2 separate regions of the Homo sapiens genome follow, and region 2 is linked to region 1. A link is a loop called in an ENCODE intact Hi-C map of the cell type or tissue named here. Cell type or tissue: Calu3. All regions are shown on one strand. Links, peaks and the distances in the headings refer to the core of each region. The heading gives the core; the rest is flanking DNA.

The links. Hi-C counts contacts between places; a loop is a spot of excess contacts. Peaks named below come from ENCODE experiments on the same cell type or tissue, not always from the same donor. Only the 100,000 strongest peaks of a DNase experiment are listed, where the experiment ranks them.
Region 2: a loop joins it to region 1, with 2.2 times the contacts of the local background. A loop is called at or near these places in 2 of 110 quality-filtered maps.

What each region holds. Positions count from the first base shown.
Region 1 is chr10:47,132,874-47,141,208 of GRCh38, forward strand. No RefSeq gene overlaps it. Among named protein-coding and RNA genes, the nearest start is that of GDF10, 160 kb to the right of the region's middle. RefSeq lists an enhancer at 4,298-5,497. In Calu3, for the core only: no CTCF peak of the experiment used is centred there; a DNase peak (open chromatin) is centred at 4,778.
Region 2 is chr10:47,070,953-47,079,287 of GRCh38, forward strand. No RefSeq gene overlaps it. Among named protein-coding and RNA genes, the nearest start is that of PTPN20, 160 kb to the left of the region's middle. In Calu3, for the core only: no CTCF peak of the experiment used is centred there; no DNase peak of the experiment used is centred there.

The DNA.
Region 1 (8,335 bases), core at 79-8,078:
CCTGTTAAAACCAAACGGTGGGGGCTCCAAGAATCTGTGTCCGGTGTCTGGTTTAGAAGGAGGCCAGCAGAGAACGCTGGGGACTTGGCCTTGTCTCTTGCTCAAGCGCGATGGGCCAGCTGATGGTCTGCAGTCTGCCACAGCTTGGAGGAGGCCTGGATGTGGGAAAGCGATGCATCAGCATTTGGGTGGAAGCTCTTCCGTTTTGTTAATACTCGTTGAAAACCTTTTAGTATCAGTCATTCTGATAGGTACAGGAAGACAATAGTGAATAGAACAAAGTCCCTGCACTCAAGAAAAAAGCCAGATAAGCAAATGGTCACAATCCAATGGGATATGTGCACGGAGGAGGTAAATATGAGATACAAAGAGCAACTAGCTGAGAGTGGCAGAATTGTGGAGCAGGCAAGAACACACATTCTGGAGCAAGACTGCCTGGAAGTGTGAGCTTGGCTAAGCTGCTATACTTCTTTGGGTCTTGTCAGCAGCAGTAAAATGGGAATTAATATTAAATAAAATGATAGGATATAGTATATTTATCTGAGGGTTTCTGTGAAGTATAGATGAGTTAATACATGTAAATTACTTATAATAGTGACTAAAACATAATCGATACTGAATAAATGTCATATATTTATTATTATTATTTACAACCATTCCCAGGAAATCCAGGAAGCTTCCCAAAGGAGATGTGGGAGTTGAATTGCGAAGGGAAACAGTGGTGTTTTGGGTGCTGTTTCCGAATGGCGAGGGCATTCCAGGCAGGGGAACAGCATGTGCATAGGCCCAGAGATAGGAGGCAATGCACAGTCTTCAGGGAAGCCCCTGCGATTTGGTAGAACTGGAGCAAGGCATGGCATAGATGAGGCCAAGGGCAAGAGTGGAGGCCATGTGAGCCCCAAATATCTGAGACAGGTCTCAGTGCATTTAGAAAGTTTACGTTGCCAAGGTTAAGGACGCGCCCACGACACAGGCTTAGGCGGTCTTGATGACATGTGCCCAAGGTGGTAGGGTGCAGCTTGCTTTTATACATTTTAGGGAGAAATAATACATTAATCAATACATGTAAGATTTACATTGGTTCCATCTGGAAAGGCAGGACAACTCGAAGCAGGGGTTTCCAGGTCATATGTAGATTTCAACATATTCTGATTGGCAATTTGTTGAAAGAGTCATCATCAATAGGAAGGAAATGTCTGGGTTACGCCAAGAGGTTGTGGAGACGTGGGTTTTATGCAGATGAAGCCTCCAAGTAGCAGGCTTTAGAGAGAAGACAGTAACTGTTTCTTATTAGGCTTAAGGCCTGTGTTGATGTTAATGCTGGGGGAGGTTTAAAATGAGGCATATACAATCCCCACTTCCAGTCATGGCCTGAACCAGTCTTTAAAGTTACATTTTAGAGTGCCTTGGCGAAGGAGGAAGTACATTCAGATAGTTGCAGGAGTGGGAGGGTCTTTGAATTTTATTTTCGGTTTACAGCCCCAAGTGGAGGCTGGGGAGTATGCCCGTGGCCCCACTGGCCAGAGTCTGCTGATCCCCATTGAGTTCACAAATGTTCCCTTTTCAGGATATGCATATTCTGTGGACATTTAGCAACTCTGTGGTCTTATGTTCACAGTTTTTAAAAAGGATCTTTTGTAATAATAGCTTGCATTTGAAGGACATTTTATTTAAATAAGATTTTAGTTTCATAAGTCGAGGCCCCAACTAGGGTGCCTCCAACTTGGGTCCTTGGTCACCCAGGAATCTTGAATCAAAATTCTTCCAGAGACTAAATATATCCCGACCCATACTGGCATGTCTAAGGTACAGCATGAGCTGCAGGATATATACCTCCATTCTCATGATAAATACATACACAAGCTTTTGAAACACGGTAGAGGCACCAGAGAGTGTGTTGGCAGGGCCTGCCTCACACATGGCGTTCCTTGTGCAGCCCTACTGTGCTCTATGCTTAGAAGAGCCCTGTGCTTGGTGTAACATGCTGTTATTGTGGTTTTGAAATTCTTAACTTTTGAGCAGAGGGCCCACATTTTGATTTTGCACTAGGCTGTGCATAGCATATTATGTAGTCAGTACTGTAAGGGGCACTGACCATTAGCCTTTTTTCCTGATTGGCAGATGGAGAAACTGAGGTTTATAGAGCTGCCATCTTCCTGCAATGGGGAAGCAGCAGAAGTGGGGAAGTAGCAGAACCAGGTGAGGGCCAGTTTGGCTGACCATCTTTTTATTGTGCATAGAGGTGGCCTAGTGCCATATTTGAATTTTTGAGAAATGCGTAAGTAATTTCCACAGTTTCCTTGATGTCCTCACTAGTAGAGCCCCTTTCTGGGGTTCCTGCTGTGGGTTTTTTGAGGCCTTTTTTCCAACAGCTATGGACTTCTCAGTACTTCCCACCTAGGAGTGAGGCTCCGGGACTGGCCAGCACCCAACCTGCTGAGTTATGGTCAGCTGGTCCTGGGGAGGGGAGAGGATGGAGCCAGCTGACCTACCCACTGGGGTGGTGAGTCGAGCCTGGATTCTAAGGCCTGCACTCAGGCTGCCATCCTGGGTGCCCAGAGCTGCTGCTATACCCACACATCGGGGCTAGGACCTGGGCTGCATGATCCACTCTACCAGGCCCATGCTTATGGTGAGGGCTGGCAGAGACCCTCTGCTCTCCCTGACTGTCCATTCCTAGAGCCTCTTCTCAGTCCCACACCCAGAGACCTCTTCAGGGCAGCATTTATGAGGGCAATTTCATTTCACAGTGGGCCACCCCAAAGGAGTGACATTTACGGTGAGTTCCAGGCCAGATGAAGGAAAGGCCCCCTCCCACCATGGTTGCATAGCCAAAGCACAGCATCCCCACTGGGTAGCTGTGCAGCTGCTGCTTGCGTGGAGCTACTGAGGGGACAGCCTTCCCCCAGAACAGCCCATCCCACTCAGGGCAGCTCTGAATGTGAGACAGGCCTTCCTTGCTGTGCTGGTCTTCTGATATCAGGTTGGCTGGCCAGGACTACGTTTCCTGGTGCTCACCATCAGCTGTTTATGGTTAGAGTCAGCCACACAGAAAAGTCTTGGGAGATTGGAAAGTCGATGGGGAAATAGCAGCACACACCTATTGTTGCTGGTCTGGCGATTCACCCCAGTGGCATGAAGCCACAGCCAGGCCACCTTCTCTGCCTCCTGGCCCAGGTGCATGTGTTTAACCCTGTGAGGGAGAGTCCCTGCTTCTGCAGGACACCCTTGTCACCATGGTCAGAGGCAACAAGCATGGGCATGGTCTCCGCCATCCCTCCTGCTTGCGGGTTCCAACTTGCTCACGCTCTTCCCTTCCTGATGGCCTACTTCATAGACTTCAATCTCCAGCATCAGCTGTGGGGACCATAACCTTGCAGAGACCACTTAACAAAACCACCCCCAGGACGACGTTAGCTCAATGCCCAACAACAAATCATCTATCTCTTACTGGGTCTGCTTCTCTTGGTAAATCCCAGTTGATGCACTCAGATTACACTGAACTTGAGTTCCTTTTGAATGGTCCCTGTGGGCCCCAACTTGAGCTCTGGGTGTCATAAGGAAGAAGCCTGTCCTCCCTCCACATCAGCACCTCAGATATCACCAGGCAGCAGCACCTCCCACTGTGTTTGCTCGTCTCCAGGTCAGAAACCCCTGATACCTTCAGGTGGCCTGGAGAGTAGAGCCCTTGCCATAGTGGATGCTCTGGTGTCCAGTCCTGGCTTCACAGCAGAACACCTGGAAGTGAGCTTCAGGGTCCAGGTGAGGTCTTTACTTTCTGAGGTCCTCATCACTGACCCTTCTGCAGGGCTCAGTCACAAGTGTCAAGGCCTCCTAGTTCCTGCCTCTTTTCTTTCCTTTCTCTTTCTTTATCTCTCTCTTTCTTTCATTGTTCTCCTTCCTTCCTTCCCTTCCTTCTTTTTCTCTTTCTTTCCTTGTCTATTTCTCTCTTTCTCTCTTTTTCTTTCTTTCCTTTCTCCTGACTGCAGGAGAGAGAGTACAACCACAGGAGAAAGCTAACCCACCCTGGATTTGTTTGGTTTTCTTCCCAGAGACTCAACACCAAGCCAGGCTGGAGCTCCCCTTTCTTGTTATTGCCCATCAGGCATCTCAGGCTTGGCAGGCTGTCTGCTGGCCTCAGCACTGCAGCTTCCATGGACTCCAGCTGCAATGAGATTGCCAAGGCCTGGAAGTGACACTGCTTCACTTAGCAGCCCCGTTCCCCAAGCCCCTTGCACTCAAGGCGGACACAGAGTGGAGCTACATTAGGTGGCTGAAGTTTTTCGCATGATTCTCTGTGGTTAACTGGCTTCTGGAGTCACTGAACATTCCAGGACCCTCACCCCCTGGTCCCATGGTTCAGGGCTCTGGCAGGGGTAAAGAGAGGACTAGAAGTTGACTCTCTTTTTGTCTGTTTCTTCACTGCTCCCGTCCGAGACCTGAGGTTCTTTCCAGTGGCTTCGCTTATCTTCCCAGGGAAGTGATTCAGCCCCCAATTCAGGCCCTTTCATTACAATAAAAAGTCAGTGAGACTAATTCCTTAGATTCTATATTCCCACAAAAGCTAACTAACCTCCAAAACTCTGGGCAACATGAGCAGAATGCCAGCAGACCCCACCTCACCCTTGGTCCAGCCTGACTCCTTAGCTGTAGGGTTCCTGGCCACGTATGCACACTATTTACACTTGATAAGCATCCTCCCACTCCTTAGTCCTATTATTTTATTGATTCTCATATCTTGGAACAAAGACCTCTTTCAAGACAGACAGTCCCAAGGAATCTCAGACATTTTGGGGGGCCCAGAAGAGAATGATTCAGAGGAGACTGAAGGCTTAAGGGTTGACTCATGGATGTTTAGTATTGCTACAGACACTGATCTTAGGTCAGGCACTGCTGGGAGCTTCATTCGGGCTGACAGCGGCATTTATGAGAGCAAATGTCTGTCCCTGCGCAATTTCTGTGGGGATAGTTGCAGTCAGGTCTACAGGATTTGCTTAAAAATTTCCAAGACCTGGGTGTGTCTGACAGCCTGGACCTCAACCTCAAAAAGGAACTAGCTCCTCTCTGATTTCCTTGGGACACCTGGGAGCAAGCACAGGAGCCCATGGAGCCACGGAGAGTGTCACTTCAAGCGCCTCCTGGGAGCTCTTGCAGATGCCAAGTGCTCTGCCCTTCCCCATTACCTGTGATTTCAAGTGGGCTTAGAGATTCTCCAAGATGTGAGATGAAAGGCCAAGAAACTAATTCCTCTGACTTCTTCAGAGAACCGCACAGTCTCTTGAGGTAAGATCTTCATGGAAGGCTGGGGATCTGGGATCTGGGAAGCCGTGAAGTCAGCATCCACTAATACGGGGCTTCTCCTGGAATCTGCCCCATGACCAGGGAATCAGGTGCGAGAACAGGCAGGTGACCACTTCTCCTCTTGGCCCCGCCAGGCCACCCGGGTTCCAGGGGACAGCAGGGTAGTAGCCCTGATTCTCCTTCCTTCCCCATCACCTCTCCTGTGTCTCTCCCCAAAATCCCCAGCCTTGGCCCTTCTGGAAGAGGAGCTAAGGATGTCCGAAGCTGACACCTCCCCCAGCCCCATGACCACACTTGGTTTGTTCCCTCACGTATCCAGAAAAAAAATGTTTTACTTAGCTTCTTCGCTCCACCACCCCCACCCGCCCCCACCAACCAGTGGCTCTCTCTTTATGAGGGCATAGTTTTTTTTTTTTGGAAAAATCTAGGTTTGAATTCAAGTTCTTCAATCTGCTAAGTAGGTGCCTTTCACAAGTAAATGATACCTTTGTGCTTTAATTAGATGAAGAAAATCAGAGCCGTGAGGATGATGATAAAGGTACTTAGAAGAGACCAGGCACAATGGGGGTATGTTGTATATATATGACTCCCTTCCTTCCATGTTTGTCCAGCTAGTTCAAGCACAATTGCTCAGTGACTGTCTCCTCATGCCCCTGATCAGGGCACTTCTCTCCTGGAGACAGAGGGGGGCTGGGACTCAGTGATCCCAAGCTGCCTGCTCACAGCCTCTTGCGTCCAGGACCCAAGCCCCACTGAAGTGCCCTTCCAAGGAGGCCATCAAAACAAACAACACAGCTCCTAAAGCAACTCTCTCATGAGCTGCTTGAGTTCCAAAAACAGCCTACCATGTTTCATAGGAAGGTTTATTCTGTAATGCAAGTTTGAGTAACACAACAGCCTCTCCCACCCCACACTGCTGTAGCTTATAATAAAAACTCAGGGATTTAAAAAAAAATTGGGTTGACATATTGCTATTCCTGACCCAACAAATAAATAACTAAATAAATAAAAAGAGAGAGAGAAAGAAAGAGAAAATACAAGTGCAATTATTACCTAAGCTCAGGAGAAAGTCTGCAACTGTGTTTCTGAGTTAGCAGAATTTCTGGGTCATGATGTTTGTGGTCAGAGGGCACCCAGGGCCTCTGCAGGGCACGTCAAGCACTTTTCTGTGCCCTTGACTTCAATGAAAGAGAAAAAGGCAATAAAGACCAGGAAGAGGTATGGTCAGATGCAGACGCCAGACACTGGGATGGCGTTTACAGCTGAACAGGCCCAGCAGGAGGAAATGAGGCCTGGGATCTAGCGTGTGTAGCTGCGGGTAAGTGACAGCCCGCCTCAGGCCCTCGGTAAAAGGAGTCTCTGTGACCCAGGTGTGTCCGGAGTTGGTTCCTGCCAGTAGGTTCGTGATCTCGCTGACTTCAAGAATGAAGCCGCGGGCTAGGCGCAGTGGCTCACATCTATAATCACAGCACTTTGGGAGGCCGAGGCGGGCGGATCATGAGGCCAGGAGTTCGAGACCAGCCTGTCCAACATGGCGAAACCCCGTCTCTACTAAAAATACAAAAATTAGCCAGGCGTCATGGTAGGTGCCTGTAACCCCAGCTACTCAGAAGGCTGAGGCAGGAGAATCGCTTGAACCCAGGAAGCAGAAGTTGCAGTGAGCCGAGATCACACCACTGCACCACTCCTGCCTGGGTGACAAGAGCAAGACTCCATCTAAAAAAAAAAAAAAAAAAAAAATGAAGCCGCAGACCTGCAGACCTTGCCCGTGTCACAGCTCTTAAACATGGCGTGGACCCAAAGAGTGAGCAGTAGCAAGGTTTATTGTGAAGATCTAAAACAAGGTTCCCACAGCCTGGAAGGGGACCCCAACAGTTGCCTCTGCTGGCTGGGGGGTGGCCAGCTTTTATTCCCTTATTGTCCCCTCCCATGTTTCATTTATGTCCTATCAGAGTGCCCTTTTTTCAATCCTCCCCATGATTGGCTACTTTTAGAATCCTGCTGATTGGTGCATTTTACAGAGCACTCATTGGTGCGTTTTACAATCCTCTTGTAAGACAGGAAAGTTCCTGATTGGTGCGTTTTACAATCCTCTTGTAAGACGGGAAAGTTCCCCAAGTCCCCACTGGACCCAGGAAGTCCAGCTGGCCTCACCTCTCACTGGCAAAAACTGAGAGCAAGGATCTGCAGCCTTTCTTTCCTGTGTCCTACCCAGAAACATTTCCCACTGGGGAGAGCAGGGCCAGATACTACCCTGGCGTCTGCCTGTTTTTCCTGCCTCCTATCCCCTAGTGAGACTTGTGAGTCTCCAGCCAGGATAAGAACGGAAAGTAAATTACACAGGGCTTGACACCTAGCAAGTACTTGAGAAATGTCTGTGACAATAGCAACTCATGTGTGGATTTGATTTGAGCACAGGCCAGGCTCTGCTCCTGGTGCCCTACATACATTAACTTGGTTCACCTCACTGTGTTCCTGTGAGGCCGGCAGTGTGGTTATCTCCATTTTACAGATGAGGCAACTGAGGCACAGAGCCATGAGTGGGCTCGAACTCAAATGTTGGCTTCTAGCATCTATGCATTGGCCATCGAGTGGCTTGTCCTCTCAGGCTCTGCAATCCCTTCCTCTCCTGGAACCTGGAGTCAGAGCAGAGGGAGCCCCAGCCTGGAAGACTTGGGAAAAGGCCTTTCAGGGCAGGATGCCATGAGCTGTGGGAGGGTTTGAAGATGCAAGGATGTGGCGCATTTTAAACCTGACATATTTCATGTTTGAAATTCTCCCCTGACACTCTCCAGATGCAGGAAGCCGTTGAAGTACACATGATTCAAAGCCATCTCAGGTGAATAATGTGATAATAAAACAGAAGGGAGTGAGGGTTAAGTGCTATGGGACATTTTACCTGCAGTGTGAGAGCCAAGCTGCACATCAGCTTCCATCACCAGGAATTTGGGAGGCCCTGCTGAGGTTAGCTGCTGGCCATCTGCACTTGCTAGACAGTTTTATCTTTGCGATGTCAAGACACGAAAGACAGGGC
Region 2 (8,335 bases), core at 133-8,132, 62 kb before region 1:
GAAAAAAAATCCAAGAATGAAGTTTCCGGGTCATATGATAATTGCATGTTTATTTGTTAACAACTTGCCAAATCATCTTCCAGAGTGTGAAACTACTTTTAAATTAATTTTTGAGATCTGTTTTGGACTAAATGTTTGTATCTCCCCAAAATTCATATGCTGAAATTCAAACTTCCAGTGTGATGGTCTCAGGAGGTGGGGCTTTGGGGAAGTAGTTAGATCATGAAGGTTGAGCCATCAGGAATAGGATTAGGACCCTTATGAGGAGAGAGATTTTTCTCTTGGCCGTGCGAGGATACAATGAGAAGGTGTCTGTCTAATCTTACCAGACACCACATCTACCAGCACCTTGATCTTGGACTTTCCAGCTTCTAGAAATGTGAGAAACAAGTGTGTGTTGTTTAAAACACCCATCTATGGGGTATATTTGTTATAGCAGCCCAAACTGAATAAGACAAAATCCCTCCAGGTTCATAAGCATAGATCTAGCATTTTTGTTTTTAATAGCTCCATAACATTCCATTGTGTGGATAGGATGCAATTGATTCCACCATCCAAACTGTTTCATTGTTTTTTTTATAACTATGCTGTGATAGGCATCTTCTTACAGAGAGTCTTATATATTGATAAGAACTTGAACTTGGTTTCCATAGCTAGATTCTCAGAATTGATAATTTTAATAGATATTGTGTATCACTCTCCAAAAAGTTGTAGCAATTCACACTACCACTAACAATGTATGAAATTGCCTTTTCTACACCTCCTAGCAAGGTAAACTATCAGTCTTCTTAGTTTTATTCTAGTACTTTATTGCTTTGTAAGTTATATATTTAAATCCCTTTGGAACTTATTTATAGTGTAGAAAGAGAGTCTAACTTATTTTTCCCCTAAGTTGTTCTGGTTAGCTATTACTGCATGACAAACTATCCCCTAATTTGGTTTACCCTCAAGCCAATAATTTACAACCATTACTTCACATGATTCTGTGGATTAAGAATTGGGACAGGGCACAGCAGCAATGACTTGCTTTTGGTCCACAATGTTGGGGCACTCAGCTGGGATGGAGGAGGAAGGAGTCATGGGCTGGCCCCTCAACTTCCCCTTTCTCCCTCCCCATGGCCCCCCACCAATGGCAAGCCTGGGCTTCCTCACAGCATGGCCAACTCAGGACAATCAGACTTCCCACAGGACAGCACAGGGCTACCAGAGAAAGGAAACAGAATCTGCTGTTGCCTTAAAGACTTGGACTGGAGCTGGCACAGTATCACTTCCAACATACTCTAAAGCAACTAAAATCCAGCCCAGATTCAAAGGGAGGAGGCAGAGACCCCACCTCTTGATGGCAGGCATATCTAGACTCTGGAGCCATCCTTGATCTGACACACAGGTGGATCCCAATTATGCCTATGCCAGCTATTTCATTATTCCTTAGTCATTGAATTAAAATATTTTTTTTCTGGGCTGTGTATTCTATTTCACTGATTTGTCTTTTCCTTGGCTAATTCTGTTCTGTTTTGATTCTTGTGGTTTATCTTTTGATATCTAGTGATCTGGTGCCCCATTGTTGACTCACTCCCCTGCTCTAGAATTTGCTGTAACCCTGGCTGGTTTACACACTCAGGTGAAATTTGGGTTAGCTTCTCATATTTTGTAGATAGTAAGTTTGGATTTTTATTGGAATGGCTCAAAAATGTATAGGTTAATTATGGGAGAATGTATATCTTCACAATATCAAGTCTTTCCTTTAGAAACACAGCACATCTATTTATTTGGGTTTCCTTTTTTAATTGAAGTCATAATTTTATTCACACAGGTGTTACTGGAGATGTTACTGAACGTCTTATTGGTTATAGTATGTTTTAAAGACAAATCCCTTGGACTTCCTAGGTAATGGTATTATCTGCTAATGATGTCAGCGTTAGATCTTTTGCTCCAATATCATATCTCTTGTAAACATTTCTGGTGTTATTGCCTTGACGAACATTTCAATATATGTTGAGTATTTAATGGTGGTGATGGGGAGAGACATTCTTTTCCTTCCTTCTTCCTTTAGTGGTAATACAGCAACCATTCACCTTTCAGTGCATTATTTGATAGCGTCTTCAGCATATACCCATCCCTAAAGAATTTCTCTTCCATTCTTGTTCAGCTCAAAGTTATTATTATAAATGGGTTTTGATTTTTTTCAAATGCATTTCCCACATCTTTAAAAATGATCCTATGAATTTTCTTCTTTAACTTGCTAACTGAAAATATTTCCTTGACAGATTTTCAAATATTGAACAATTTTGAGCCCTGCATGGTGATCAAGCAGACTGTCTCTCCCTGGCTCTATCTCCATGGGTTACACTTTGAAGGGCATCCTTGGGGAAAGCCAATCTGGAGGTGGTACCCACTCGGGTGAGCTCTTCTTTCAGAGACCACACCAGGGGGTGTCTGCTGCCCAAACTCAGGAAACAGTTGTTTTCTGTGTTCAGCCTGGCTTTTATATGATTCCCAGTGGGGCAGTATCTCCCATACCAATTACTATGATGTCTTTTTCCTAGTTTTTCAGTTTTACTTATTTTTACAATTTTTAATGAGGCAAATATGCAAAATTTTATACGTAATCATTTATCTGCTTTCTGATTATTTTATTAAAATAGATGCTTACAAATAGAGTTACTGAGTTAGTGTGTTTTTGAACTGTATTGCAAAGCTTGCTTTCTAAATCATTATACTAACTGACAGCAATCCAGGAAAGTATGTTTTATTGTACCTAAGCCAGGATTGATTACTATTGAACTTCAAGTTTTGATGAATGTGTTGATGAAAAAAAGTTACACCTCTTACTTTTAATTTATATTTATTTGATTATTCAGATACTGCATGTTTTTCTTACTTTAAAAATAAACGTTTAATTTTATAACAGTTCTAGATTTATAGAATTATTGTGAAGCTGGTACCAAGTTCCCATGTACTCTACACCCTGTTTTTCCTATTGTTAACAACTTACATTAGTGTGGCACATTTTCTACAACTAATGAACCAGCAGTGATTCATTACCATTAACTCAAGTCTATACTTGATTCAGATTTCCTTAATTTTCACTTAACGTCCCTTTTCTGTTCCAAGTTCCCATCCTATCCAGGATACCACATGACATTTTGTCTTCATGTCTCTTTAGGCCCTCTTGACTGTAAAGGTTTCTTAGGTTTTCCTTATTTTTGATGACCTTGACAGTTTTAAGGAGTGCTGATCAGGAATTCTGTAGAATGTCCCACAGTTGGGGTATGTCCGATGTTTTTCTCATGATTGTGCTAGGGTCTGGGTTCTTGGGAGGAAGCCCACAACAGTAAAGTGCCATTATCATCACACCATATCGAGGGAACATGCTATCCACATGACTTATCACTGTTGACAGTGACCTTGACCACCTGGCCCAAGTAGTGTTTGCCAGGTTTCTCCACTGTAAAGTTACTCTTTTAAAAAAATCCTTTGCCATCCTGTATTTTTGGTAGAAAGTCACTTCCCTGTCCTCTGCAAGATGTACAAGGGGATCTTTCTCAGATCTTCACCATGGCCACCTTGTGGGGCTCCTAGACTTAAGGCCCATGAAAATGAGGACCCCTCTAAGACTGCAGCCCTCTAGAGTTTCTCATTTTTGTTCTACTCCACACTCAGTTCCCAGCAATTCCTCAAAATACCACCTAAGTGTTCCCACCAGTCTGTGGTTCTAGTGGCTTCTGCTCGAGGTGAGCTGAGCCCAACTAGGACTCCAGACTGCTGAACTCTCCAGGTTTCCAGGTGGAGGTTTTCCCTGAGCCCTTGAGTCTCCAACAGGTCCTGGAACACTGGTTGATTTTCAGTGTTCTAGCTTTTTCTTGTTGTAAGGATGGGAGAGATGATTTCCAGGCCTTTTATGTATTGGAGCTGAATCTAGAAGTTCTCTTTTTTTATAATTCATGCATTTCCTTTTAGATTCCTTTTTTCATACTAAATTTTATAGAGACTATATATTAAGAATATTAATCCTTTGTGATATTTGTTTTAAAAAAATTATTTTCTTCTTATTTATTCTTTATTTCTCACTGTGAGAGATAACAGAAACACCAGAGATGAATTCCTTGTGAAGTGGAAGGCGTTTGAGCATGGTGACTGAATATGACAACTGGTCAATATTTGTACCCATTAATTTGAGCTTCAAGAATTTGCTTACATCCTCCCCAAACCTCAGAGGTTTTCGATCTTTTCTGTCTTTACCGGCCTCTAGTCTCTGAGTGAGATGCCTCCTCTTCCTAGTGGGGTGAGCCCATTCACTCTTTTCTTGGTGCAGTTTCCATCTCTCTCTTTCTGAAGCCCCCGACCCCGGCCGGGAATTATATTCCTTCACTTACTCCTTCCTGCAACCCCAAGCTTTCTCTTCAAATACCAATCTGATCTTGATTTTTCCCCTTTCACAGCCAAATTAATAGAAGACATAGAACAACAAGAAAAGAAAAAAGAAAAAACACCCTCCACCTTTGGCTCTTATTTCTATATCACTGCCTGCTTCTTAACCTATAGCTGCTGTGACTCTTACCCTTACTGCAGCCAGGATATAACACCACTTACAAAGCTGGCCCATGCCCCTAAGTGTCTCTCCAGTGTCCATCTCGTCTTTATCACTTCTTACCATTTAAAACAACCACCTGAGTGTCCATGGGGTCTGGGCCTCCAGAAGCTCCTCCCCTGAGCACGGAGCTCTGTTTTGTTTGTAGGCATCCTCAACGTGGAAATGGAAGAGAAGACCAGGGAGAAGAGGCTTGCACACTTTTTGCATGCGAGGTCCAAGCTACAGTGGTGAAACACTGTTTCCTTCCTTCAAAGGCTGGTCATTCGAACCCGGCTTGGTTTTGATTTTCCAAATAAAAGGAAAGGGCAAAAACATTATTTCCTCTGAGAACTCCTTTCAACATCCCAGAAGCCCGGGGGGAGATTAATGGGGAGATTGATGTGTGACATTTACATACAGGGTTTGGGAAGGCATTATTTGTTTTATAAATTCATTTCTGTTGTTCATGGTCTCAATAGACATGGATTGGTTACCCGCAATAGTTTAACCATAATATAACCTCAGGCGAAGCTCCTATCTGCCCCTAATGAGGGGCCTCTCAACAGGACATAGCAGAGTTTGCATGTGTAGTTTTCTTGGAAGATGGAGCAATGATGAACCATCTAACACCGTCCATTTCCAGGAAACAGGGAGCATATTATGATTTCTAAGATGGAAAGTGTGTTTCAGCTGCTGTCTGTATGGAACTACTGGGTGATGTTAAGTCACAACAGGCCAGTACTAGCTTCTAGGGGACCCATAGAGTAGACACTGCTTAACTGAAGCAGAAGGAAAGATGTAAATGCCCGCTGTGTGTTAAAGCAGGACATGGGGATGAAGGAGGCCTTGTGGCATTGTGTATGCTATGCACTGAGCAGGGACGAAGGTGTTCCTGCTTTCAGTCAGGTTGGAGACTGATGACATCAATGGAGGCAGTTTGGCAGCTGTAATCTGGGGACTTGACAATTTCAAATTCAGCTTTTATGAATTGGAGAATGCACTACTTACCAAGTAACAGTAGGTCAGAGACACATGTTAACGAAGATGGCTCCATTAAACTTTTCAGAGTTGGTACACTGTGTTAAAGCAACCATGAACTATTGCACAGCAGAGTTAAAAAGCCAAGCCTTTACTCCAGGTGGCTGCGTGTGAGGCTGGGAGGCTGCGTGTGCCAGCAGGGCCCTGGTGCTCACACTCACTCCTGTGGATCTGGACATATCAGCTGGGAAGAGCCCCGTGCTGATGAACTGTGCCCATGCTGAACCTTTAAGTATAGGATGGAAGGGAAATGGACAGTGGAAACGATCCTGTCCTGTTATATTTACCAGACCCACTACCGCCTCTGCAGCCCCCACACAGGTCCTGTCCCGTCCTCTGCCGGCTCCCTCGCTAGACTCTCTAGTTCTCACTTCCACAGCTGCACTCCAGTCCTTTTTGATTTGAGGCACTGGCACACACAGCTCCTTCTTTACAGTGCACTTCCCCGATATTTGACGTGGTTAACGCCTCCCTTAGTGTTTTACTGTATCTACCTCAAGAGCAAGGTCAGAAAGTCCTAACATGACACAAACATGCATGTTACTCAGTAAGTCTTCCTCCCACTCCATCTCCTCTCTCTCCAGGTCTCAGTGGAATAAATGACGTTTCCTCCGGGAGGTTTTCCGGCTTCCCACATCCCAACCACACTTCCCCATGATGTTACGTCATAGATCTTATCACAATTTTTAATGATCTGTTTTTCTGTGGCTATTGTGGGCAAATTGCTAGTAGAGAAACATCACGTCTTTTGTTCACCTCTTTTCTCAGCACCCAGTCCAGAGCCTGATGCTTATGTGTTCCATCAATGTTGGCTGAATTAATAATTGCTGCAGTCTGCGCTCATTTTATTGCTTCAGGAATGAAGACTGCTGTATTAATTTCCTTGGGCTGCTGTAACAAATATCCACAAATTGGGTGGCTTAAAAAATGGGAATTTGTTCTTGCACAGTGTGGAAGCCAGAAGTCTGAAATCAAGATGTCAACAGCACCCGGCCCCCTCTGAAGTCTACAGGGGAGGACCCTTCCTCACCTCTCAGCTGCTGGTGTTGCCGGCAATCCTTGACGTTCCTTGGCTTGCAGACACATCGCTGTAGTCTCTGCGTCTGCTGTCACTTGGCATTCTCCCTGTGTGTCTGTTTCTGCCTCTTTTTGTTTTCTCGTGAGGACACCAGTCGTAATGGATTAAGGACCCACCATACTCCACTATACCCTCGGCTTTACTAATTATACTACAACAATCATATTTACAAATGAGGTCACATTCTGACACTCCAAGAAGAATGCGAATTTGGCGGGGGCTGTGGGGGAGATTATTTCACCCACTGCAGTTGAGAAGTCTCCCTGTCTGCCTTCAGGGATTGCCTGGGTGATGTCCCTTGCATGGCGTCTAGTGCTGCTGCTCTGATGGCTCTGTCCAGTACTCCCTGCGTGGTGCCTCATCACCTATCACAGAAGGTTGTGACGAAGCATGGACGGGGTGAGGATTCCCAAGAGGGGAAGCCCAGACTTGCATTGGTAATTAAGAGAGAAGAGTCTGGAGCCCAGCTTCCCTGGAAGTCAGCAAGCACTTATTTCTTCCACCCAATCTGCAAGCCACTGTGACATCCCCAAAGATGGGAGGGTGTGGCCCTGAATCTCCTGAGGGACCCTGCATCCTTTTCTGAGAATGAGTGATCATCTTACTGTGTCCAGAGTCTGTTCCTGCCATAACCCTCCCGATCTGCCTGACTTCAAGAATGGAGCCGCGGACCTTCCCCGTGAGTGTTACAGCTCTTAAACATGACACGGACCCAAAGAGTAAGCGGTAACAACTTTTATTGTGAAGAGTGAAAGAAGGAAGCTTCCACAGCGTGCAAGAGCACTAACAAGTTTGCTGCTGGTGATGGGGGCGTGGGGTGGCCAACCTTTATTCTGTTATTTGTCCCCTCCCATGTTCCGTTTCTGTCCTATCAGAGTGCCCTTTTTTCAATCCTCCCTGTGATTGGCTACTTTTAGGATCCTGCTGATTGGTGCATTTTACAAAGCGCTGATTGGTGCATTTTACAGAGCTCTGATTTGTGTGTTTTACAATCCAGCTACAGAGTGCTCGTTGGTGCGTTTTACAATTCAGCTACAGAGTGCTCATTGGTGAATTTTACAATCCTCTTTTAAGACAGAAAAGTTCTTCAAGTCCTCACTCGATCCAGAAGTCCAGCTGGCTTCACCTGTCATTACTATGGGGCCTTGGCATTGTCCTCTGGGCCTTCCCTCATCATGTGGTCTGAACTGCCAGGAGTCTGCTGAACAGGACGCTGATCCTCCTCTGCTTTGCCAGCATTAGGGGCCTGAGTGTGTGACCTTAGGCATGGAAGTGTGACCTTGCACAGAGCACATGGGCCAGAGCAGTGTGAGTGGGCTCCAGACAGGCTCCTCTCACACCTTGGGGTCAGACATGTCCTGGGGCAACTGGCAAGCCCTAGCCTCTAAACAGACTCACACCCCATCACACTGGGCCTCTGCCAGTGGGGGGTGGGCTTGGCTAGATTTCCAGGAAGCAGAAAGAATCAACACAAAAGCAATCATACTGACAGAGACTTCTGGGGCTGGGGGTGGTAAGGGCATGGGGAGGTCAGAGCTTCATGTCCAGTTGTTTCCTAAGCACGTAAGCCCTTTAGCAGCAGGGCTGCTGGGGAGATAATGCAACAAGCTTGTCAAGTAAAACTGCACATATCTTTTTGAAAGACA